5 separate regions of the Homo sapiens genome follow, and regions 2, 3, 4 and 5 are each linked to region 1. Evidence: chromatin loops called from intact Hi-C (ENCODE). Cell type or tissue: psoas muscle. All regions are shown on one strand. Region 1 overlaps KLF4 (KLF transcription factor 4). Region 2 has its middle 390 kb from the start of ACTL7B. Region 3 overlaps LOC105376214 (a long non-coding RNA gene). Region 4 has its middle 380 kb from the start of ACTL7B. Region 5 has its middle 95 kb from the start of ACTL7B.

Region 1 (5,000 bases):
TTCAGAAGCCAGAACATTTAATAGGACAGGTGGCTGATACAGGCTGCTAAATTTAGATACTCCCATTTGTTGAAGTACAACAGGTACCACCACTGCTTGTTTTAATATTTTCTCTGTGGACTTGCTTCTGTAGCATAAAGACTACCTCCCCTGGGCTTCCTTATATGGAAATAAATTATATGTAAAAATTATCAATCTCCAACTGTGAAGAGCATTTCATGTTTCTAAAAATTGTAACACTTTTTCATTGATTTTTTTTTTTTTGATAGAGATGAGGTCTTGCTATGTTTCCCAGGCTGCTCTCAAACTCTTGGCCTCAAGCAGTCCTCCCACCTCAACCTCACAAAGTGTTGGGATTACAGGTGTGAGCCACCACACCCGGCCTGGAACAATTTTTGGAAGAAAAAGAAATATTCCTCATGACCATCCTACTTGAGATAGTGAAAGCATCTGTTTTGTTTTACAAACTGAAACAGGATAGCAAGAGTCAAATACGTTTTCAGGCAGAAAGAATTTTATCAGAAGAGACATTTTGCTGGAAAATAGGTGGACTGAAAGTCTGTTGATGTGTGTAGGAAACATCATTGTTAATCCTTTGTGTGTGTAGGCACACAAGTTAAAATAAGAAACAGTAAAATTAAGTGTCATAAGGAAAATATAATAAGCAGGCATCACAATTATTAGGTACTCTTTATTGTATAGTGTATAAACGGCTCTGTAACACCATAATGACAGCACACCTAGGAGCCCACAGCTGATAGGTCCCAGAGTAAATAATTTAGCTATTGGCGTATGTCGAATAGTATTTTGTTTGGTCACAGTTTTGGGAAATCTTCCTCATTCATTTTAGATATTGAAGCTTTCTTTTTCAGGCTAGAAAAAGTTAATGTAGGCTGGGTGCTATGGCTCATGCCTGTAATCCCAGCACTTTGGGAGGCCGAGGCAGGAGGATTGCTTGAGCTCAGGAGTTCGAGACCAAACCTGGGCGACATAGTGAGACCCTGCCTCTATAAAATTTTTTAAAATTAAATTAAAAATTAAAAAAATAGGGGTTGGGGAGAGGGAGCATCAGTTAGAATAGCTAATGGATGCTGGGTTTAATATCTAGGTGCAACAAACCACCATGGCACATGTTTGCCTATGTAACAAACCTTCACATCCTGCACATGTACCCTGAACTTAAAAGCTGAAGAAAAAGAATTAAATAAAAATTAAGAATAAAGAAAAAGTTAACGTAGAGGAATGTTAATCTATGACATCAGAAAATTTTAAATAAATTTAAAATTCTTGATAGTTTATGCATGTTTCTTCTATTCGAGATAATATGCACTTAGCAAATATAAAGATGGCATTTTTCAGTCATTTTCATACACCGTGTGCCAAAAGATTCTGTATAACAGAGGTGGATTACAAAAGCAACCAACCACAATTTAACAGAAATTTAAGAAATTTAAACTTAAAGAAATCTAAACATAATTTACAGAATAATGTGTTCTAATGAGGGCTTTTTGTTTAAATAATTTTAATTGTTCTTTATATCTTCATTCTTATGAAAAAGTTTTTCAAACTTACTATAGCTGTTTTAGAATATTTGAAAACTTCAAAAAAGAAAATTTAGGCTGGGCACGGTGGCTTATGCCTGTAATCCCAGCACTTTGGGAGGCCTAGGTGGACGGATCACTTGAGGTCAGCAGTTCGAAACCAGCCTGGCCAACATGGTGAGACCCTGTCTCTACTGAATATACAAAAATTCGTCGGGTGTGGTGGTGGGCGCCTGTAATCCCAGCTACTCAGGAGGCTGAGGCAGGAGAATCGTTTGAACCTGTGAAGTGGAGATTGCAGTGAGCCGAGATCACACCACTGCACTCCAGCCTTGGTGACAAGCAAGAATCCATCTCAAAAAAAAAGAAAAGAAAATTAAAACTGAGAAAACCAGTATGAATATTTTGGCAGTTCCTTCTAGGGTTTTCTCTTAATTTCCTTTTGTTTCTCTCTCTCTCCTTCAAAGCACACATACACTTAAATGTACACAGTTGAATTGGTACTGTTGATAGTCTTATATCCTGCTTTTTCCACTTAACATTACTATGAGCATTTTTCCATGTCATTAAATATGCTTTGAATATGTTCTTGGCCACATAAAATTCCATCCTATTGATGCACCTGTTTTCTTTTAAGCAGAGACACATGCTATGCTTTCCAGTCATGGTGGACTCTCAAAAGCCAAAGAAAATACCTTGTGCTGATCTACCATAAGCCTCTTATAAACATCCATTTTTTATTTCATTTATTACATGTACCCATGGTACAAACGCACCTCTGGACACTAGATACAATCAATAGTTAATAAGCACTCTAAAAAAAATGCCAGTGAGCAGTGAGCTCTGTCCCCTTGATGATGTTTAGTCACCCACATCACTATTACAAGTATATAAGGTGTCAACAAGTGTCACAAATGCTTTTTCCATTTTGCGATAGCCCCAAATGAATTTCAATCTTTCAGGCACCCATCTCAAGAACTTCAGATTCTAACAGGGCAGTTTTGAGTTTTAATATTAAAACTTCTAATATAAACGCTACAAACTTACCATAACACCATCTTACTTTACACTTAGTTTTATGAATTTGAATAATTTTTAAATTATTTTATTTCAGTTTGTTTTCCCACCTTCAGTCAGGGGAACTGATTTAGCTTTAAAACAATCTGCCAGAAACTTTGGTTCTGACCTCTTTAAGGCTGTAACTAGTAGAAGTGATGTATCTTTAACACACACCAAGCATAAATGAACCCTTTAATCCTCAGGAGGGCACTGTGGAACTACGTTCTTAGGGTTGTCTGCTGTAGGAAGGTTCTTTTGTTACTCAGATGTGAGGGGTGCTGGGACAGGCCTCCACAGAAAACTTTTTTATTTTTATTTACTTTAAAAGACAAACCATAAAGATTTTTTTCAAATATGAAACTGAAATGTATATATTTCATAAATATTTTCATACTAAACTGAGCAAATTTAAGGATGATTAAGCTGTTTCTACTGGGAAAATCATAGGTAAGGAAACTGCTTTCACGTAGCTTTACGTACATTTGGAAAGAGCAAACCTGAACTGGGTTTTTAATCTTGTAATTTTTAAACGTACAATAATCAAGAGTTCTCAGCCCTATATTGATAGTATTTATGGTAAAACTAAATAGTTTTTTTTTAATAAAAAAAGGTATTTTAATTTGTTGACATAAAGTTGGCTTTTTTGTGCGTGCTTCTTACATGCCTTATTAACCCGGTGTGTTTAAACCAAACACTGTTCATATTTTTCCAGGAGGAAAACAAAACAATAAAAAACATTATTCAGATAAAATATTATAGGTTTATTTAAAACTTAATTCTCACCTTGAGTATGCAAAATACAAACTCCACAAAATGTTCATTTTACTTTGTAGTTTACAAATATACAAAATAGACGTTTGCTTAAATTTATATTACATATTTATTAAGGCAAGGAACTATATAGAAAAACACATTTGTTCTGCTTAAGGCATACTTGGGAATAAACCATTGTACAAATTATTGCACATCTGAAACCACAGTGCATAACAGACTGTCTGCATAAAAATGCTAAAGAAGTAAACCAGGTATATTACCTGACTTAGGTCATAAATGTTGATCGGAAGACAAATATAGATTTTCCTTGTCAAAGTATGCAGCAGTTTGAAAACTTTGGCTTCCTTGTTTGGTACCTTTAGAACCAAGACTCACCAAGCACCATCATTTAGGCTATTTAAACATGTTTTCTGTACCTGAATTTCTTCCTCTTCTTCTAACATCATAATAATGGCTTTTAGAAGGTAAAGAGAATACAAGGTGATCTTTTATGCTTATATTGCATCAATACACAATTCAAGGGAATTCTGGTCTTCCCTCCCCCAACTCACGGATATAATTTATACCCTGATATCCACAACTTCCAGTCACCCCCTTGGCATTTTGTAAGTCCAGGAATATTCAAGTCGGATTTAGAATTGGAATGATAGAAGATCCAGTCACAGACCCCATCTGTTCTTTGATTTTTGTCTTTTGGATTCCTCATTTTTCCTGATTATCCACTCACAAGATGACTCAGTTGGGAACTTGACCATGATTGTAGTGCTTTCTGGCTGGGCTCCTTCCCTCATCGGGAAGACAGTGTGAAAAGTAAAAAATACTGAATTCTCTTCTGGCAGTGTGGGTCATATCCACTGTCTGGGATTTAAAAATGCCTCTTCATGTGTAAGGCGAGGTGGTCCGACCTGGAAAATGCTCGGTCGCATTTTTGGCACTGGAACGGGCGGTGCCCCGTGTGTTTACGGTAGTGCCTGGTCAGTTCATCTGAGCGGGCGAATTTCCATCCACAGCCGTCCCAGTCACAGTGGTAAGGTTTCTCACCTGTAAAGGTAAAAGAAAAAAAAAATTGACGCTATTGCTATATCAAAGAATCGCCCCTTTTAAAAACTGAAGGCCAGATAGTAAACCAACTCTGACCCTATCCTAAAGAAATCCAGGAATGTCTTTATACCACTGAAGGGGTGTATTGAATTCCATATCATAAACAGAAATACATTCCGTGCTTAAGTATTTGGTCTTGTTTTTAGGGGGTCAGTTAAGCACACAACCACCACCTACACCTATACTAATGTTTCACCAAAAACACACAAACACCACCTAAACCTATACTAATGTTTCATTTGAGTCAAGGCATCTCAGTGGTGGAAATGAAATTTGGAAATTGTGATTGGTAGTGTGCCCAAACCATGCAATCTTATTCCTACTACGACTGGGGATAAAAAGCCACAGGTGGCTACTTTTTTTTTCTTTACCTTTACGTTACTGAATGCTGCACCTAAACGACTTTGGGTACCTACTTACATTGACATGGAAATGCTCTGCAGTGACAACCCTAAATCAGAATCTTCCCAGCAATTTTGACCATCATATTCTTGGAATTTAAAATAAAACCTTCTGCTTGTGGGG
Region 2 (5,000 bases), 980 kb after region 1:
AGGAAACACTGACAGATATAAAGTTGAAATAGACGGCAATGCAATAATTGTAGAAGACTTTGATACCCCCATTTCAGTAACAGATCATCCAGACAAAAAATCCATAAGGAAATAATAGGCTTGGACAACACTATAGACCAAATGGACCTAAGAAACACATGTGGAACATTTCCCCAGCAACAGCAGAATATAATTTCTTCTCAAGCATCCAGGGAACATTTTCCAGACAGATCACATACTAAGTCACAAAACAAGTCTCAATAAATTTTAAAGGATTAAAATCATCCCAAATATATTTTCAAACCAAAATAGAATGAAACTAGATATTAATAATGTAAGGAAAATGGGAAAATTCACCAATACCTGAAAATTAACACAGTTATGAACACCCATTGACTCAAAGAAGAAATAAAAAGAGAAATGAGAAAATATTTTGAGACAAATGACAACACAACATTGAAAAATGTATGGGATGCAGCAAATGCAGTACTAAGAGGGACATATACAGTGATAAACACCTGCTTTTTTTTTTTTTTAAAAAAAAAGGAAGATTTCAAGTAAGCTACCTAACTTTGTACCTGAAAGCACTAGTAAGAGAACAAACTAAAGTTAGCCAAAGGAAAGAAATGATCAAATTTAGAGCAGAAATAATGAGTAGAAAATGGAAAAACAGTAGAAAAAATCTACAAAACAGAGTAGTTTTCTTTAAAGATAAAACAATGACAACCTCTAGCTAGACTAATTTTTTTAAAAAAGAGAAGATTCAAATACAATTAGAAATATAAAAGAAGATATTACAATTGATTCCACAGAAATAAGGGATTATTACGAGCAATTATATGCCAATAAATTAGATGGCCTAAATGAAATGGATAAATTCATAGAAACATACAACCCATCAGGATTGAATCAAGAATTATTAATAGCTTCGACAGTCCAAAAATAATCAAGATAGAATCAGTAATTGAAAACCACCCAACAAAGTAAAGTCTAGAACCAAATGGCTTCACATTGAATTCTATCAAACATTTAAAGAAGAATTAATAGCAATCCTTTTACAACTCCTCTGAAAAACAGAAAAAGAGAGCACACTTCTGAACTTATGTTAAGAGGCCAGCATTACTCTGATATGAAAGCCAGACAAAGACACCACATGAAAAGAAAACTATAATCCAATATCTCTGATAATCATAGATGCAAAAGTCCTCAGGAAAATACTAGCAAATTGAATTTAATAGCACATTAAAAGGATAATACATCATAATCAATTAATGGGATGCAAGGACGGGTCAATATGCAAATCAATCAATTGCTACATCACATTATTGAAAATGAATAAAAGAATGAAGAATAAAAATCATGATCATCTCAATAAATGCAGAAAAAGCATTTGACAAAATTCAACATCTTTTCATGATAAAAACTCTTCACAAATTAGGTAAAGAAGGAATACACTTCAATACCATAAATATGACAAACACACAGCTAACATCATATCCAATGATGAAGAACTGAAAACTTTTCCTCTAAGATGAGAAACAAGGAAAGTATGCCTACTCTCACCACTTCTATTCAACATATGATTGGAAGCCCTAGCCAGAGCATTTTAGACAAGAAAAAGAAATAAAAGGCATCCAAATAAGAAAGGAAGTAGTAAAATTATCTCTGAAGATGGCACGATGACCCTAAAGTCTTCATTAAAGAAAGAGTTAGAACTAATAATTCAGTAAATTTGCAGGATACAAAATCAATATACAAAAATCAGTAGCATTTCTTTATGCTAATGAACTACCCAAAAAATTAAAACAAAAATCTCATTTATGATAGTATCAAAAAGAATAAATACTTAGGAATAAATTTAACCAAGGAGGTGAAATCTCTATACACTGAAAGCTATAAAATATTGATGAAAGAAATTAGAGAAGACAGAAAAAATGAATAGAAAGATGTCTCATGTTCATAGATTGGAATAATTAATATTGTCAAAATATCCATACTCCTCAAGGTGATCAACAGATGCAATCCCTGCAAAAATGCCAACAACATTTCTAAAAAAATGGAAATAAGAATCCTAACATTGATGTAGAACTACAAGCCTTTGAATAGCCAAAGCAATCTTGAGCAAGAATAATAAAGCAGCAGACTGCTGATTTCAAAATATGAAGCTACAGTAGTCAAAACAGTATGGTATTGGCATAAAAACAGAATAGAGAGCCCAGAAATAAACCCACACATTGACAGTAAACTGATCATGGTCAAGGGGGCAAGCATACACAATGGAAAAAGGATAGTCTCTTCAATAAATGGCTTTGGGAAAATAATATTTGTATGCTAAAGAATGTAATTGAACCCTTATCTTATACATATCCAAAAATTAACTCCAAATGGATTAAGGGCTTAAATGTAAGACCAAAACCTCTAAAATTCTTAGAAGAAAACAAAGGAAAACTTATTGACATTGGCATTGGCAATGATTACTTGGATATGACTAGTGACAAAAGCAAAAATACACAAATGTGATTATATCAAACTGTAAATCTTTTGCACAGCAAAGGAAACAATCAGCAAAGTGAAAAGGTAAACAACAGAAGAAGCATAAATATTGGCAAATTATATGTCTGCAAAATGCATAAGAACCCTTACCACTCAATAGCAAAGAAACAAGTGATCTGATTTAAAAATGAATAAAAGATCTGAATAGACATTTCTCCAAAGAAGACATACAAATGGTTAACAGGTACATGATAAGGTGCTCAACATCACTCATCATCAGAGAAATGCAAATCAAAACCAAAATGAGACATGACCTAACACTTGTTAGGATGGCTATGACCAAAAAGACAAAGTGAACAAGTGTTTGCCAGGATGTGGAGAGAAGGGGATTCTTGTACACTGTTAGTGGGAATATAAATTGGTATAGCCACTATGGATACAGTATGGATGTTCCTCAAATAATTAAAATTAGATCTACCATATGGTCCAACAATCTCCTTTCTTGGGTGTACACTCAAAAGAATTTGAAATCAGTACCTTGAAGAGCTGTCTGCACTCCCACTTTAATTGCAGCAGTAATACAATGACAAAGAAATGGAAACAACCTAAATGTCCACCAAGAGACGAATGGATAAAGAAAATGTCTATTTATATATATATATATATATATATATACATACATATATATATATACACATATATATATACATATATATATATACATATATATACATATATATATACACATATATATATATACACACATATATACATATACATACACACACACACAAGAATATTATTTAGCCTTGAAAATGAAGATCCTACCATTTACTGCAACATGGATGAATTTGGAAGACATTATGCTAGTTGAAGTAAGCTAGACACAGAAGAACAAATAGTACATGATCCCACTTATATCAAGAATATAAAATAGTCAAACTCAGAAGCAGAGAGTAGAATGGTGGTTTTCAGGGGCTGGAGGTAGGGGAAACTGGAGAGATGTTGCAAAGTATACATAGTTTCAGTTATGCAAGACAACTAAATCCTAGAGAACTACTATGCAGCGGAGTGCATCTAGTTAACAATATTGTATTATATGCTTAAAATTATGTTTTATGTTAAGTTCTTATCACACACACAAAAATAAAAAGAGGCCAGAGAGATAAAACTTTAGAGATGATGGTTATGTTAGTGTTTATGGTGATGATTTTGCAGGTGTATATGTACTTATCTTCAAACTCATCAAGGTGTATATATTAAATATGTACAGGTTTGCGTACATCAGTCATACCTCAATTAAGAGAAAAAGGTCTCAGCTGCACAGAAGTGAGTCTGATCAAGATTCTAACTCCCATCTTATCAGTTGTGGTCCCTCATACACCCATGGTGATGACCCCAGAATCCCATAGATAGATGGTGACCATTTTACAAGCACTCCACCAGGGTCAGAGGAGAACAAGAGGCTCAAGATGCTGTGAGCCTGAGGACTTAGTGGCTGTTCTTCAAATATCCTAGGGACACAGATAATTTAAGAGGGCTCCTTATTTAGGACTCTCAAAACCTCTTACCAAATGTGAGCCATGCTGGATGTTTGAGATGGAATAAAAGGAGTGGATGTGGGACTATGGGACACAGCCAAATTCCCAAGAAGAGAGCCAGAGTTGTGGCTGAGACCCAACCCTTGCCAGTGGAATTCAAAGGCCAGTGGTTGAGCAATGCTTTCTTGGCTTATTCAAAAAGGTGGTGAAAGCTTGGTGCCAAAGTACCACCGTCAGCACCAACATCTTTACTATGGTGCATTATTCACTTACTCCAGCTAGACCCTATTCAAAGCACACACTTTATACAAAGAAACCCATGAGGCGTGTATCATTTTCTCCATTTCACAGAGGAGGAGACTGAGCCCCTGAGAGTCTGGGTGAATTGCCTAACATCACACAGCTATTAAGGGCAGCCCAGTACTCTCTAAGGGATGAAAACTGTGAATTGATATACACACCCAGAGCCTCCACCAGCAGCCATAAAGTTTGCAGCCGAGACAAAGTAAGTTATTTAACTGATTTTATAGCAGTTCTGCCTTGCTTCTATTATACTAACAACTGGGCATTGTCCTCTTGGTGTAGCTGTAAGGGCTGTTATATGGTAAAGCAATTAATTATCTGCCTTTTGATATTTTCTCTTTGCTCTAGGAAGCCAAAATTGTTTTCTCTTTTTTTTTCAGTTCCACCTGTAAAGGAAATGTATGAAAAATTAGTTCTACTAGGAAATTCTATGATACCTAGACTGTAAAAAAAAATTTTATCTGGAATTTGCAAAATCTAGCATAATGTTTTACTATAGAACTAATGTGTCATCATTGGATCTAATCTGGCTGCCATTTATTTCTCTTCAGAGAAGCAGACTTGTTTCTTGTTCTCGATGAAATATGTCTTAAATTCTGAATGCACTGTGCTGTGTTGCATTCGTCATTACATAGCTACAGGGAATGAAAATGAAAACAACCA
Region 3 (5,000 bases), 790 kb after region 1:
AGCTTCTCCCCTACCATCTGCCATGGCCTACCATCTCCTCCATTCTGGGTACCCAGAGAGTTGTGTCACATCCATTATCTCATTTAGTCTTCACAGTGATTCATTAACTTTCAGGGGGCACTTTTAAAGGTGTAGGCTTTTTGCAACCACCTGTCCAAAGGAAGTCACAAAGTCCTAGAGACGGCAGCCAATTGCAGTATTTTATTTTTCAGAGACAGACGCTAATTACTCTGTGAAATGACTGAATCAGCAAAGTACTATGATGTTGCATGACAACTGTGAAAGAAGCATATGATGTTGTGTAAATATTTCTTTCCTTCATCTAGGTCATTAGTTTTTAGTACCTCATCATTTTGCTGCCTTGCTTTCCACATTGATCCTGCCACTTCTGTGTCATGGGATTTAGAGGTTTCAAACCAAAATCACCCGAGCTGGCTCCAACACTCACCAGTTGGGTAATCTTGGACCCTGGCCTTCAAAATAGGAAAATTACCCACCAAGATGATTGTGAAAAACTAGGACAGTGAATGGCCCACTCAAAGAGATCAATAAATGTGGTGCTTTTCTCTTCTTCAAGGTTGTTGCCCAGATTACCTAAGATCATATACGTGAAAGGGACTTTGTGTCTTGTGAATGGCTTACACTGGTGTTGATTGTTATTATTCTTTTACTTTCCTTTCCTTCTAATTTTTACCTCCAAGCCTTTTTTTAAACCATAGTTTTGGTTTTTATAGGAATTATGCTTTAAAAAGACACCTACCAAGTATCACACACCCAGTGAGGTGTGCCCCATCCATTATCTCATTTAGTCTTCACAGTGATTCATTAATTCTCCCGTTTTTTACAGCGAAGCAAGTGCAACTCTTAAGAGTTGCCTGTGATTTGAAGACTTTGCTGTTAACTAGTGTCAGGACAAACTTTTGAGCCCAGCTTAGTCTGACACTCCACTTTGCCTACCTGGGAGAAGCCTCAGAGATCCCTGTAGCCCGCATATCCTGTCGTATCCACAAGGGACTTGTCCCAGGTCACAGAGAAAATCACAGGCAGCACTGGGGCTAGAACTCACATCTCCTGAAGCTCAAACCAGCACTTCAAGTTCTCTGCTGTTATGTGTTTCAGTCACTTTCCCGACCCAGGAGAGGCACGATCTAAATCATCCTTTCCCAAACCATCACCCAGAAATCTCTATTTGACAAACTTCCGAGACTGCTTTCTTTGTGATGCTTCTAATCCTCATGCGTGGTGAGGAAGATGGCAGGTAGGGGAAAAGCTTAGGAGCTTAGTTCCTGTTTATCCATGTGTCATTCTTTTAGTCCCTGAGGCTACAATATCCATTTAGAAAGATTAAATAAAATGGAGTTGGGGACAGAGAAAGGGGAGCTCAGGGGGAGGCCGAGCGAAAGAAGAAAGTGGAATTCTCTAAGCATTAGACTAAAGAGCCTAAGACATTACTCATTCTCAAATGGGTCTCACTTCTTAAAGACAAACTGGCTTCCTGGGAAATCGCAGGCAGGTGAAAGCAGCTTGGGTGATTCTTTTTTTGTCCGTGAACTTGGCTTTTCTTTTCAGCATTCTCAGGTGCACTCAGGGCCCTGGGAAGAGATTGGGCTTTTTCAAAAGACATTTCCACCTCCTAATCTCTGTGCCTACAAACCAAATATTGATCTATTTAGTAAACCAGCCCATGGGAGGAGAGATTATAAAGCCCTGTTTACTCAGCAGTTGGGCCCCCCTGACAGCTGTTCAATGAGGGATTATGATGTCACAGTGGTAATTACACTATAAACAGGGGATAGGAGGAGAATAAAGCATGAAAGGGAACGCTGGGCTTGTTACCAGGCAACACAAAATATGCAACCTGAAACCAGGCAAGCATGTAAATTTCCTTACAAGCCTCCCAGATGTCCTCACTTTATGGCCAATGCTCAGTTTCAGTTTCAATTTGTTTATTTGCCCTTCTTCAATCACAAATGTGGAGCTGAGAATGTTGGAAGAGAGAAGAGAAAGCAAGGAAAAATAAGACAAGGAGGGCCCCTGCTCTCTCCCCCGGGGGTGTAAGTGGGTCCTGAGAAAGAGAAGGGGCTGAGTCCGCTCTGTGCAGGAAGCTCTAGAGGTCAATGTCCCAGAAGGAAGATCAACCCAGTAAAGAGGCTAAAGGCAGCTAAGAAAAAGAGCCCAGGAAAGAGGAGAAAGAGAAAAGGGGAGTGGAAAGTGAGAAGATAAAACTGGCTACCTAGGAAAAGGAAGAAGAGTCCATTGCAGGATCAGACCCCAGGAACTAGAAGGGGCCCCTGGAGTCCCCACGGTCACAGCCCCACCTAGTGGGTGCCCTATGTTCTTTATGCTATTCTTTTAGTGATGGCATTCCTCATGGTGCCAGGCAGCTCTGCCTTTCTCTGGGTGGCTTTATCGGAAAAGTCCTAGGTTGAGCTGAAATCAGCATCCCGGTTCTAGACGCCTCCCCAACCCATTTGTTCAGATTCCACGCCTCAGGAAAAGTACCTTACAGCCCCACAGAGATTTGGAAACAATGGCCAGGATACCCTGTGTTTTTCTTCCCCTGGATTCTCATTCCAGCAATAGGTCTCCCGGTGGGCTTTTCAGACGAAATTGCTTCTTGCCCAAATCAAACAATTTTCAGTGTGCCTATGTTCCTCTTACAATGTAGGCTTTGAAACCAGACACACCCTCCCAGGTGTGGTTTGACCTCACAGAATTAAACAGAGCCAGCTACATCTCCCCTCTCTAGTCTCATCCATGAGGCCCTGCTGTTTAGAGAGCTACAGAGGTGGGCTGGAAATGGCTGCAGCAGGCGCATGAGAGTGGATTGTTAAATTTTCAGGAATTCTGTGAGCCGGTTGTGAATCCTTGGTAGCTTGAAAGCCACCATGGGGAAAGTATTTGCACCACAGATATCGGGCAAATGCAGGAAACCAAGGCTTTCCTTTACCATCCCCCAGAGAGCGGGTCTACCAGCACACCACTGTCCCCGACCAACCACTTTCCACTTCTTTTGGGATTCAGTGCCTCGCAGAAGATAGGCAGAAGCCTGAAGCCAGAGAGCCTCACAAATGACAGGCCTTCCTACAAAAAGCTTTGAAAGAGGGAACCAGTGCCTCTGTTAGATCTAAAGATCATGGGACAGGAGTTTAATTCCTTTTGACTCTTCCAACTAGCGTGACCACCTTTGCTGACTAAGAACCTTTCTCTTGGGAGTGGCTCACATTATGGCCACACAGTTTTCCACAGGGCCCTCCAAGAGGCAGATGTTGAATGGCCAGGTTGCCTAAATAAATAAATAAATAAAGTCACTAAACTGAATTGTAGAGGTGGCTGCAGTTGCTTGCATGGACACAAACACAGCAGCTCAATCAGTGGCTTTTCTGCAAACCTGGGAATTCTGTGAAATTTCTTCTTTTTTTTAACTCTAGGAATAACTGTCTAGAATGATGGTTTGGCCAGAGCTAAGTTTCCATCCTGGTTCAGCCCCTCCCTTGGTGTTTGATGGGATGTTCATTAGTTTCCCTTGCTGGGCCTCAGTTTCCATATCAGTCAGTGGTATGGGTTGAGTCTTAGGATGTCTAACTGCAGATGAGTTTTGCAACTGACTCCAACATGGGCTGTGGCATTCATATTCTGATGAGTGCAGTGAGCAGAGCTGAGTTGGTTGAGCAGTGTTTTTGTACAAGCTAATCTTACTGTGCAGACTTGCTCTCTGCCTTCACTCCTGTTGTCCTGGGTGATGGTTTGTTTGCTGTGACCAGCCTCTCCTCAGATGCACTGTCAATGCTGATGAAATTGTCCTCAGTATTGCAGCTCTGGGCCAGATTATCTCCCAGAGAGTCTCCTCCAATCCCAAGCTGATTTGAAGTCACTTCCCTAAAAGAGGCATCCTCAGGTGACCCACCCTGAAGCTTCAGATGAAGTAGAGGTCTGGGGGCCTTGGCGAAGCCTCCACCCCTTTGCGAAGATTCTTTCTTTGGATCTTACTGGAACCTTTCTCAAGAGCAAAAGCTCACAGTCTTTTTCGTTTGCCAACCTTATGACAACTTAGAATGCACCCCAGTGCTCATACTGCATCTTCATCCCATGTTCCTTTCAAGAGCCCAGGTTCTGAAGTCAGAGAATCCTACATCATTTGCCAACCCAGTCTTTATCTCATCTCCTCTCTGCCACCCCCAACTGCAGCCATCCTGGCTTCTTGCTCAGCATCTACACTGCGTGTCCCTACTTCCCAAATTGCTCCTTCCACACATGTCCATATGAACTGATTTCCTTGAGTGTTCACAGAACACTCCACTAATCCCTCCCTACTCCACTCCCAGTGTGATCTGTCTCCATAGATTATCACCATCTTGACCATGATGTACTTTACTACCTGCATTTACCCTTTCCCCAGAATGTTAGGTCCAGGAGCACAGAGGCTTTGTTTTGTTCACTGCTGAATCCCCAGTGACTAGAACAGTGTCCGGCACATAGTAGGCACACAATTAATATTTGCCCAATGATTGAATATACAGTCGGTTCTCATTATTCTTGGATTCTGCGTCTGTGAATTTGTTTACTTGCTAAATTTATTTGTAACCCTAAAATCAATATGGCAATTTCAAAGTTATTCATAAACATGTGCAGAGCAGTGAAAAATTTGAGTTGCCCAAAACACCTGTTCTCAGCTGAGGTTGAATAAGACACTGTCTTCTGGTTTCAGCTTTCATGATGTAAACATGTGTCCTCTTCACAGTCTGTTTGGTGCCATGCTTTTCCCATTTTTTGTTGGTGATGTCACTGTTTAAAATGACCGCCAAGCATAGTACTGAAGTGCTATCTAGCGTTCCTAAGTGCAAGAAGGTTGTGATGTGCCTTACGGAGAAAATACTTGTGTTAGATAAATTTCATTCAGGCTTGAGCTTATAGTGCTATTGGCCATGAGTTCAACGTTAATGAATCGACAATATACACTAAAACACGGTGTCCTTAAACAGAAGCACACAGAAAACAAG
Region 4 (5,000 bases), 990 kb after region 1:
AATAAGCAGACCAGATCTGAAACAAATTTGACCAGATCACCAGAACCAATTTTCTTTAAAATATCCCCATCCTCTGGAAAAATTGGCAAAATTAGAAAAGGATTTTCTCAGTAGAAAAAATGCTTTCAACAACCTTTGGAAAGATAAAATCATGGATAAATTACCATATATTTGTCACAGGAAGTAGACCAGGCATTTTAGCTTGGTGTAAATTTCTGAGCCATGAAATTATTGAATATTGCTATGAAAGTCTTTTAGAAACTACTTTATCAAACCCCTTCATATGGTATCTGGAAAAACCAGGATCCACAAGGAAGCCATTTGGGCTTGTGCAGTAGAGTAAAACTTAGTGTGTGTTAAATACAGGGTCTACTAATGAAAGACCAGTGTTTAGCATTCTTCTGTGCTCATCTGTCCAATGATAGGGACAAATACTCTTTTTCATACAGGGCCATATAGTACAGTGGAGGTCTGTGTTCAAATCCCAGATTCTCCACTTAATTCTTGGGTGAGCAAGTGACCAACTGTCTGTTTTTATTTCCTTTTCTCTAAAAAAACGTTGGCGGGGGAAAATGAGTACCTGTTTTATAGGGCTGTTGTGGGGATTAAGTGAACTAATTTATATAAAGTTCTTAGAACAATGACTAGCCCAGAGTAAGTGCTCCATCAGTGTTAGTCATTCTTATTTATAGAAAGAATATCAGAACCAGAGCTCTTCCAGAATAGAAGCAGTTGCTTCAACCAGCAGGAAATGTTCTGTTGATGGACAAGTCCAAGCCCCAAAGCCTCACCAGGATGGTGGCCTAGCATCACATGGTCTAGGTTAGGAGGTCTACCTGCCCTACACAATGTCTCGGTCTTTGAAATAAGAATAAAATGATGAGTGTTACAGTTTTATGGAACAAAGTAAGAATCCAATAACAATTCAGTGTTCCATTTAAACCATATCATGCAAAGTAAATCATTTATCTCATTTTATAGATAGGAATCTGAGATATGCACACATTGAGGGTCTTTTGACTACAACTCCAGGGTCTTTCTCCTGCTGAACCCTGTGTGGCCGTGGAACAATCATAAGTGAACATAATATACAAGATGTAGGACATGGGCCCGACAAGAGAATCAACACGTCTCTAAGTGCAGACAAAATCATAAGAATTACAGGGGCTCCTAGATTGGAGAGGCCTTAACCAGGGCTTTGGAATTATGGCAGCAAAAGAATCTCTTTGGTGAAACTGCATCTTAAAAACACTATGTAGAATCGAATCTGGATGCAATGCTAGCATTCAGAACAAAACCCAGTTATTGGATACTTAATATAAGTTAAATATTCAATTATGAAGTTTTATGCACACTAAGGAATTGCTTGCTATCTCTTTAGTAATTGATGTATTTCCATACCCGATCAGAAACTAAATCAGCTCTCCACTTTCCAGGACATAAAACTTTCCAATTTGTTTGCATTTCAAAAAATTGCTCACACACACACATTTGAATTATGACTCATGAAAAGAGAAATAACAATACAGTCAGTCACACGTTGCTTAACAGCAGGGATATGTTCTGAGAAATTGTCGTTAAGTGATTTCATGGTTGTGCAAACATCATAAAGTGCACTTAACACAAATCTAGATGGTATAAGCTACTACACACCTAGGCTATATGGCATAGCCTATTATTCCTGGGATACAAACCTGTACAGCACGTCGCTGCTTACCTCAGAAGCACCATAAACATGTGAGTAATTATGATGGCTATACTGTCACTCGATGACAGGAATTTTTCAGCTCCATCATAATCTTGTGAGACCACTGTCACATACGCAGTCTACAGTTGACCAAACATCATTATGTGGCACATGACTGTACTTTTTATTTGTACATTTCTTTCTAGTTTCTATTGTGCTGTACTATCCATCATAGCAACTGAACTTATAACAATGCTGTGTGGTAGGTATTGCTATCCTTGATTTTATGGTCAAGACGTCAAAACATTGACTGGTGCAGAGTCACCCAGATAATTAGGCCAAAGCCATAGAAACAAAATCTGATGACTCCATGTCTAATGCTTTTCGTGCCACGACAGAGCCATCATGAACAGTGAACATGAAGGATCTCCACCAAGCTTGATGTCTGGGAACTATTCAACCCTCGGTGGAAGTTTGTTGGGTTCCCATGTTTATCTGAGTTATTTTACCAGGTTCCTGTAGGACTCACTCATCTCACTGGACTCTGCTGCCCTAACCCAAGGGGACTAGGCAGGTTTTCCCAATGCCAGATGGTTGGGCTGGGAGAAGCATTATAAACGAAATGAGTGAGCCACTACATCCCAGGGGAAATGCCGCTTGGATCTTTGAGAAGAGGCCAAGGGGGTGCCTGACAAGACCCAAAGGGAACCGTTATTATGGGCAATTCACAGGGTCCATGTTCTGGCCCTTCCCCTCACAGGCTCATAAATTCCTCCTGTCAGAGCTACAGATTTGACTGGGCCCAGAGCACTGACTCACACTAGTAATGCGCACAGAGACATTCATCAAATTAGCTGCCAAATCTGCTCGTTCGCAATGAGGAAACTCATTGTCAAGGGGATGGGTGCTCGTGTCAGCCTGACCAGCTGTGGGCAGCCTACAGGGAGAGTCAAGTAACCAGAGGCTCTTTCGTGGGCCTCACCCTGATTAGTGGCAGAGAATTAACTGGATGATCAAAATGTTTAGTGGTCAGAGGCGGGATAACAGATGACACTTCTGTCTCATTGCAGGACAGACTTATCAGAGAGAGAGAGAAACTGAGGCCAGTCTGACCAGATGTGTCATCATAAGGCTGCTGAGATGACACTGGCACCCTCTGTGACCCTCCTTTAGCTGAGTTTGTTCCGTACCAACTCCGTTCTGACAGACACATTCTGAACTACATTTCTGAATGTCAAGTTTGGCTGTAGCCAGGACTAATTCTGGCCCGTGAGTCATTCTGATTCTTTAAAGAGATTTTGCCCCACTCAAAACTAATACTTTCTATGTTGATTTCTGAGCCTAATTCCCAGAGTGCAATCTGATGTCCCTTATTTTCAAGTTTGTGGTGAGACTACACTCATCACTGTCAGCCCTGTGTCAGAACAGTCTGACTCACCCATTTCACTTTTGCAAAGTAAAAAAAAACAAACTTTAAAAATTCTTATTACAAAACCAACATAAGCCCTGTATTTAAAAACTAGTAAACATATGTACACACATCCACACACAGATTTAATCTCCTTTAATCCCAATGACTCAGTACATTCTGTCAATTCTCTTTATGTACACATTTTAATAAAATAATAATATTTTGAAAATTGCTTTTTCACTTTACATATTATGAACATCTTTGTTAACAAATAGAATTCTAAAACATCATTTGGATGACTATCTGCTATTCCATTCTATGAATAAAATTAAAATTATTTAAGCAAGCGTCAGTGGTTGGATATTTAGGTTGTTTCCAACTTTTTGCTCTTACGGCACACTGCACTGCAGATCCTTATGGATGAATATTTTTAATAAACATTTTATTTTAGAAGTATTTTAGGTTTGCAGAAAAGTTGCAGCCAGTATAGAGTTCCCATAATATAGAGTTCCCCTAATGTTAACATCTTATATTACCATGGTACATTTGTCATAACTGAAAAACCAACATTGGTATGTTAACATTAACTATACTCCAGACTTTATTCAGATTTCATTAGCTTTTCTACCAATGTCCCTGTTCCGTTCCAGGATCCAAATAAACATATCACATTGCATTTAGTGTAGCTGAATTTTTACGCACACATATACAAGAATTCCGTGACTTAGGCAATGGGGTTATGTCCTCATAAACCCATCATAAGTTGAAAATATCCTAAGTTGATAATGCATTTAATCCAACTAACCTACTGAACATCATAACTTAGCCTGGCCTATTTTAAACATGCTCAGAACACTTACATTAGCCTACAGCTGGGCAAAATTATCTAACACAAAACTTATTTTATTAGAAAGTGTCGAATAGCTTATGTAACTTCTTGAATACTATACTGAAAGTGAAAAACAGAATGATGGTGTAGGTACTGAAAGTATGGTTACTACTATACCATGCATATTGCTTCTGCACCATAGTCAAGTCCAAGGCTCTTAAGCAGAACCATCATTAAGTTGGGGACCATCTGTATTACTTCCATTTATTCCTGGACATGAAAGAATAAACTCCTGGAAGTGCTGGACCAAAAGACACAGAAGTTTTGAAATTTTTTGATACACGTAACTGAATTGCCCACCAGAAGTGTTATACCAACGCACATTCCTCCCATTAATGCATTAGAATGTCCATATACATGCTGACAATGCTGTTTCTTGTAACCACTTTGAACCCTATTATGATGGTGTCACAGCAAAGTCAAATTATAGAAAGAATAAGCTGATTAATGTTGAGGGCCCTATCTCTGTTTATCTGGCTGGGTGCAGGGAGGTTTTAGCATATGTGCAGATTGGTGAGCTATATGTCCTTCAAGCAATCCTCTAATGTCTTATGTGATGACTAGCTAAGCCTTGAATAGATATCAAGAAGTAGTGAGCCTAACGGTCAATGCATGGCCAGAGAAGTGTACCTGGGAGCTCTTTCATGTTGCCAAGATTACAGTCGTCTTCAGTACAGCTCCATAGACACGTGTGCTGGAAGGAATCAATGTGCTGTACTACATCAGCTTTCAAGTTTTTTTTTTTTTCTACCATGACTCCCTGCTCAAAAGCACATTTTAAGTCCCTAGAAAAAATTATTTACTATGAGCAATGCTGTCTGAAATTTTCCATTCTATTCGATTTCAATGCGTAATCTTACAAGCACTGAACTTGTGCTGTCTGCTATAGACCCGCAGCCACATGGCTAGCGAACACTGAAATGTGGCTAGTCTGAATTGAGGTTTGCCAAAAGTGGAAAATACACACCAGATTTCTCGAATTTAATTCAACAAAGTGAATGTGCAACATCTCA
Region 5 (5,000 bases), 1.3 Mb after region 1:
ACCTGTTACCTGGCCACCCTCACCCTTTCCTTCAAACCACCTTTGAAAAACCCCTAACCTATGCACGAGATGACTTGAGTACAAAACTCCGTCTCTCATGTGGCATGGCTAGTCTATGTCTCTTAAACTCTTTCTCCACTACAATGCCATGGTCTTTCTTTATCCAATGGGCAAGAGAACCCCTCAGGCAGTTACAAATGTCAGAGTTAAAACAGGACACTGATATAGCTGAATGGTCTTCCTAGAACGTAAGGCAGGAGAAGGGTCTCCCACTAGGGTTTAAGTTTTCTCTGTGGAATAATATGGATCCTCGTGTTGGACATGAAAAGGAAGGAGAAAGAGAGCAGCATCCTCCAAAAACTCTGACCATCCAGGCAGCACCTTGCTCCCCAGGAGGAGCTGGCTCTCTTCTTACCCATCATTGGCTCCCTATCCCCTCAGGAGCCCCCACTCCAAGCTAGACACATCCTCCTTGGGCAGGTCTTTCCTGACCTCCATCCAGAAGGCAGGGCTGGAGGCTCCCCCACCATCCCTCCTTGCTGGAGCAGACCTTGACTGAGGCCCTTTGCTGTAGGAATAGTGAACTTGCCTTTTCTCCTGGGTATTCCCTATCAGACCAAGAAGGCCAGGACCTGTGCTCAGCTGCCTCATGTCCCCAGCAGTGACACGTTCCTGGCTCAGCACAGGTGCTCAGCCAATGTTTGCATAACCCAATGCAGCAGAAGGCTCAGAAAGAGAATAGATACTCTGGGCAAATTGGTAATAGAAGGTAAGTCACCGTCACCAGCCTAATGTGATCCTTGCCAATCTAGTCCTTCAGGAATCCCCAGTGAACTCCAGATTCCTGGTGATACGGGAACTAGAAAGAAATTACTCAGGCAGATAGTGAGGGTAAAAGAGTCCTCGGCAGAATTTCCCTTTTAACAAAAAGCAGCCTCAAAATCCTTTCTTTTCTAACAAAGAGCAGCCTGAAAAATTGAGCTCCAGACATAGATAAGCAAGCTGGAAGCCTGCACAGGTGAATGCTGGCAGCTGTGTCAATAGAAAAGTGCTACCTGGGGGCCAGGCATGTTCAACATGGAGGCACCATCTTCTCTTTTGCCACCACGTGTACTGTAAAGAAACAACATGGCGCCAACCAGGCAGAGAACCATTTGCAAGACAAAAGATTAGGGTGAGGGCAGCCAGAAACTCACACCCTATGCAAATGAAACACCTGGTCCAACCAATCCTTTGCACCCTGTGTAAATCAGACACTGCCTCCTCAGGCTCATCTATAAAACCTCCTACATTTCACAGTGAAAGCAACAACCCACTTCTCCAGGACCCCTCTCTGCTGCAGAGAGCTCTTCTCTTTCGCCCATTAAACTTCCACTCTGAACCTCACTATGTGTCCACGTCCTAGTTTTCCGTGACTGTGACACAACGAATCTTGGGTATCATCTCCAAACAACAACACTGCTTCACTGGGCTCCCTTAACTTCAGGAGCTCAGCAACATCAGCAGGTCATTTAATCCCAACCACTCTCCTTTTATTTTCAGATGTCCTTAATTCAGACTCTGCTGCTATTCACTGAGGTTCTTCAAGTTCTCACATTATTGTGTTCCCTTTTCTAACCCTACCCTAATCCTACATTTCAGAATAGAAAAACGTATTTTACAATTCTTGGGCTTCAGAAGAAATAAAAACAGTCTCATATTTCATGAGCACTTTGCACAGTACTACCTTCGTCTCAATCCTCAAAAACAACCCTGAGCAGTGGGTTATTATTATCCCATTTTACAGGCAGGGGCTAGGTTACCTGCCTGCATTCACACAGCCAGTAATTGGCAGGTAGGATTTAAATCCTGGCAGGCCCTGCCCCAAGTCATGGGCTCTTTCCTCCATATTCTTGCTGCAATCAACATCAAATACCTGACAACTCTCCTTTAGCTTGGTCACTGGCTTCCATGAGAATACCAGTACCTTCTCATGGCATGTTGTCCTGCCCTTAGCAAATGGAAGTAAATGCTAATACTGTCTCAATGTCACAGGACTGTAAAAAAGGAGAATCACAGGCTCTAAAGCCAATTGAAAGTTGTGGAGCCTCTGATGTGTCCTTGTGTTGCTCATCAGAACAGCTTGTTCCAAGGCGTAATGTCTACTTTGAGAAAGCCCCAGCATGGCTCCTAGGGCTAGGCTGCCACAACACTCATAAATCGCAGTGACACTCATGTTTACAACATCTCTGTCTGCTCTTCATAAATGGAATTCACACAATTCAGGTGAGCTGGAGAATTAGGCTTATGAGCATGGCATCTGGATATGAAAGTGAAAAAATGTCCACGCTGGAAAGATATTGGAAATACCCAGCCCAGTACTCTTATTCTACCCATAAAGCAGCTGAAGTTCAAGATCCTAGCCTGACTCTGGCCCTCAGACTGCCCATCTGAGGGAAGGGTGAACTCACTCCTCCACTGAGGTTCATTCTAATCTAACTATCTGTGAGACTAGAGGCCCCACTGAGGCTCAAACCCAGCTCTCTGGCCTGGAAGTGCACTAATCTCTGGACTGGAAGGGAACATGGCAGAAACAATAAACAAAAATGGAGCCAAGCATGCTTCTTCTAAGACAGGAGAAAGAAGGATCCATGGCCCATTTGGGGGCTACAGATGGCTGTCTTTTGTTGCATAAAATAGAATCCATCACGATTGGTTTCACTTTCCTTCCCACAAATAATCCAAACCTTCGGATCAAGACCCAAGACACATGCTGTCAGCCAAGTGTGTTGAGCATACACAGAACAAAGTGAAGGCCAAGCTTTAGGTACTCAGCTCACAAGGAGCTGGTACCCCACGTGGAGAGCAGCAAGAAATAAACAAAAAGGTGCCAACTCTTCACTAGCCGGCTACACTGTCTTAATCTTAATGACAGTGATTTGAATGGAAAAGGAATGCAGGAGCAGGCCATTTATCACTCTTAAATAATAAGTTAAAGTTACAGAGATTGAATTGGGCCAAGACTGGCTTTTAATACCGAGAGGGGGGATAAATCAATTATGGAACTCGCACGCCTCCTAGTGGCATATCTGGATTACTGCTGGGGAGGCTTCCTCTCCCACTTGGAACCATCGGCCCTGCCCCAAGGTTCACCGGGACATGATCAGTCCATATCAACTGAGAGCTTCCTTTAGACCAGGCTCTGGGCTATGTGCCATTGCATAATTAGTATCATTAATGCTCACACTAGGTGACTCTCATTAGACCCATTTTATAGACAATGAAAGAAAAGCTCAAAAAGCTTCCATCACTTGCCCAGACTTACGGTGGAAAGGATTCCAACCAAGATTTGTGGAATTCCCTGTTCAGAGCTCCCTCCCCAACATCACACTGAGTACAGAGTGTTGAGGATACAGAGGTGAATAAGATCCAGAACTGTTGGGCCGTTTGATCTTACCGCGTTCACATATTTTAACTGGGCAGGAAGACTCATATTAAATAACCAGAACGCAAAGTCCTAAGTGCTGTTTGCAAAAGGAGTCCAGTTCATGTGCTCCGGGATCCCAGTCCTCCCGAACCCCGGAGCATCCCTGACTCAGCACCCAGGCCCGGGGAAGCAGGGGGCTGGTGCGTAGGCCACTACATTGTTAGTGAGGCCAACTTGAAGAACCGCCTGCTTCCAGCCTGACACTTATGTAAGAAATGAGGCCCTGGGTTGAATCGCTGTAAAAAAAAAAAAAAAAAACAGACATCATTAACCAGCCTAAACCTTCAAACGCTCCAAGTCAAGGCAGAGTCAAAAGAGAGTTAACAAGCCTTCCAATTTGTCTTTTACAGGGGTTGACTTGTCAGGTCAAGGAAGATACAGGATCCTATGGGAACTCTACACAGCGAAAGTCAGCCTGTTATTTTGGCTTGTTGATAGAACTGGCAGGTTAAGAAATGACTGTGGCCAAAGAAGATGCGGGCATCTATTTTTGCAAGGTACCAGGTTGCCATTTTCTGCTTGGCACTGGCAGCAAACTGTCCCACAAGAGAGAAAAACAGTCACAGATTTCTTCACATGCTGGCCTTTTACATACATAGAATTTATGTGGTAGGGATTTTTTTCTTTTATTGATGTATATAAATACATTTCTATAGAAATAATATCATACTTTACACACTATTTTGCAAACTGCCTTTTTCCACCTATACTGTGAATAGTTTCTCAATTACTTAAATATTCTTCATCTTTGATATCTGAAATTCTAATTTATAGATTTAGCTAATTTTGAAATGTATAACTATTTAAAAATAGAAAATGAAGCTTATATGGCTTCAAATTTTTAAAAATCCCTTTATTCCATTTCTTTCTTTTATTATTATTCTTGGGTTTTTTTCTTTACCTTTTAGCTTCTTCTAAGGAAAACAACACTAAAAAATCCTTAAAGCTAAGGTTTTGTTACATTTTCATCTTTCACATTTAACTCTATGTGTGACATATTTTTCCAAATATTTAACCAGTAGCTCCACATCTTTTATTCACATAATGTAGAGGTTAAGGGTGTGAACTTCGGTGTTAGATCTGGGTTCAAATTCTGATTCAAAATCATACTAACTGGGTGACTTTGGGCTGGGCAGTGACTGTGCCTAAGCTTCATTCCCTTGTCTGTAATAAATGAGTAATGATAGGCCAGGCACGGTGGCTCACGCCTGTAATCCCAGCACTTTGGGAGGCGGATGCGGGCGGAACGCGAGGTCAGAAGATCAAGACCATCCTGGCTAACATGGTGAAACCCCGTCTCTACTAAAAATACAAAAAATTAGCCGGGCGTGGTGGCAGGCGCCTGTAGTCCCAGCTACTCAGGAGTCTGAGGCAGGAGAATGGCGTGAACCCGGAAGGCGGAGTTTGCAGTGAGCTGAGATCGTGCCACTGCACTCCAGCCTGGGCAACAGAGCAAGACTCCACCTCATAAATAAATAAATAAATAAATGAGTAATGATAACTCATGCTTCCCTGGGCTACTACAAGAAGTAAA

Evidence for each region. Hi-C counts contacts between places; a loop is a spot of excess contacts. Peaks named below come from ENCODE experiments on the same cell type or tissue, not always from the same donor. Only the 100,000 strongest peaks of a DNase experiment are listed, where the experiment ranks them.
Region 2: it touches region 1 in a loop (5-fold over the local background); 9 of 110 quality-filtered maps call a loop at or near these places.
Region 3: a loop joins it to region 1, with 7 times the contacts of the local background. A loop is called at or near these places in 68 of 110 quality-filtered maps.
Region 4: it touches region 1 in a loop (2.6-fold over the local background); 9 of 110 quality-filtered maps call a loop at or near these places.
Region 5: a loop joins it to region 1, with 4 times the contacts of the local background. A loop is called at or near these places in 36 of 110 quality-filtered maps.

The regions. Positions count from the first base shown.
Region 1 is chr9:107,481,512-107,486,511 of GRCh38, forward strand. KLF4 (KLF transcription factor 4) reads right to left here. Exons shown (of 5, transcript NM_004235.6): 5 at 3,341-4,415. The coding sequence ends at 4,240. Among named protein-coding and RNA genes, the nearest start is that of KLF4, 5.8 kb to the right of the region's middle. In psoas muscle, a CTCF peak has its summit at 2,799; no DNase peak of the experiment used is centred here; H3K4me3 peaks cover 2,718 bases; H3K27ac peaks cover 1,875 bases.
Region 2 is chr9:108,459,942-108,464,941 of GRCh38, forward strand. No RefSeq gene overlaps it. Among named protein-coding and RNA genes, the nearest start is that of ACTL7B, 390 kb to the right of the region's middle. In psoas muscle, no CTCF peak of the experiment used is centred here; no DNase peak of the experiment used is centred here.
Region 3 is chr9:108,270,407-108,275,406 of GRCh38, forward strand. The region is part of intron 4 of LOC105376214 (a long non-coding RNA gene); the gene reads right to left. It overlaps LOC105376212 (a long non-coding RNA gene), which reads right to left. Exons shown (of 3, transcript XR_930235.3): 1 at 958-5,000. Among named protein-coding and RNA genes, the nearest start is that of ACTL7B, 580 kb to the right of the region's middle. In psoas muscle, a CTCF peak has its summit at 2,314 (motif pointing left); a DNase peak (open chromatin) is centred at 2,325; H3K4me3 peaks cover 514 bases; H3K27ac peaks cover 622 bases.
Region 4 is chr9:108,476,100-108,481,099 of GRCh38, forward strand. No RefSeq gene overlaps it. Among named protein-coding and RNA genes, the nearest start is that of ACTL7B, 380 kb to the right of the region's middle. In psoas muscle, CTCF peaks have their summits at 2,693 and 2,906; a DNase peak (open chromatin) is centred at 2,602; H3K4me3 peaks cover 390 bases; H3K27ac peaks cover 2,369 bases.
Region 5 is chr9:108,758,920-108,763,919 of GRCh38, forward strand. No RefSeq gene overlaps it. Among named protein-coding and RNA genes, the nearest start is that of ACTL7B, 95 kb to the right of the region's middle. In psoas muscle, a CTCF peak has its summit at 3,068; a DNase peak (open chromatin) is centred at 3,092.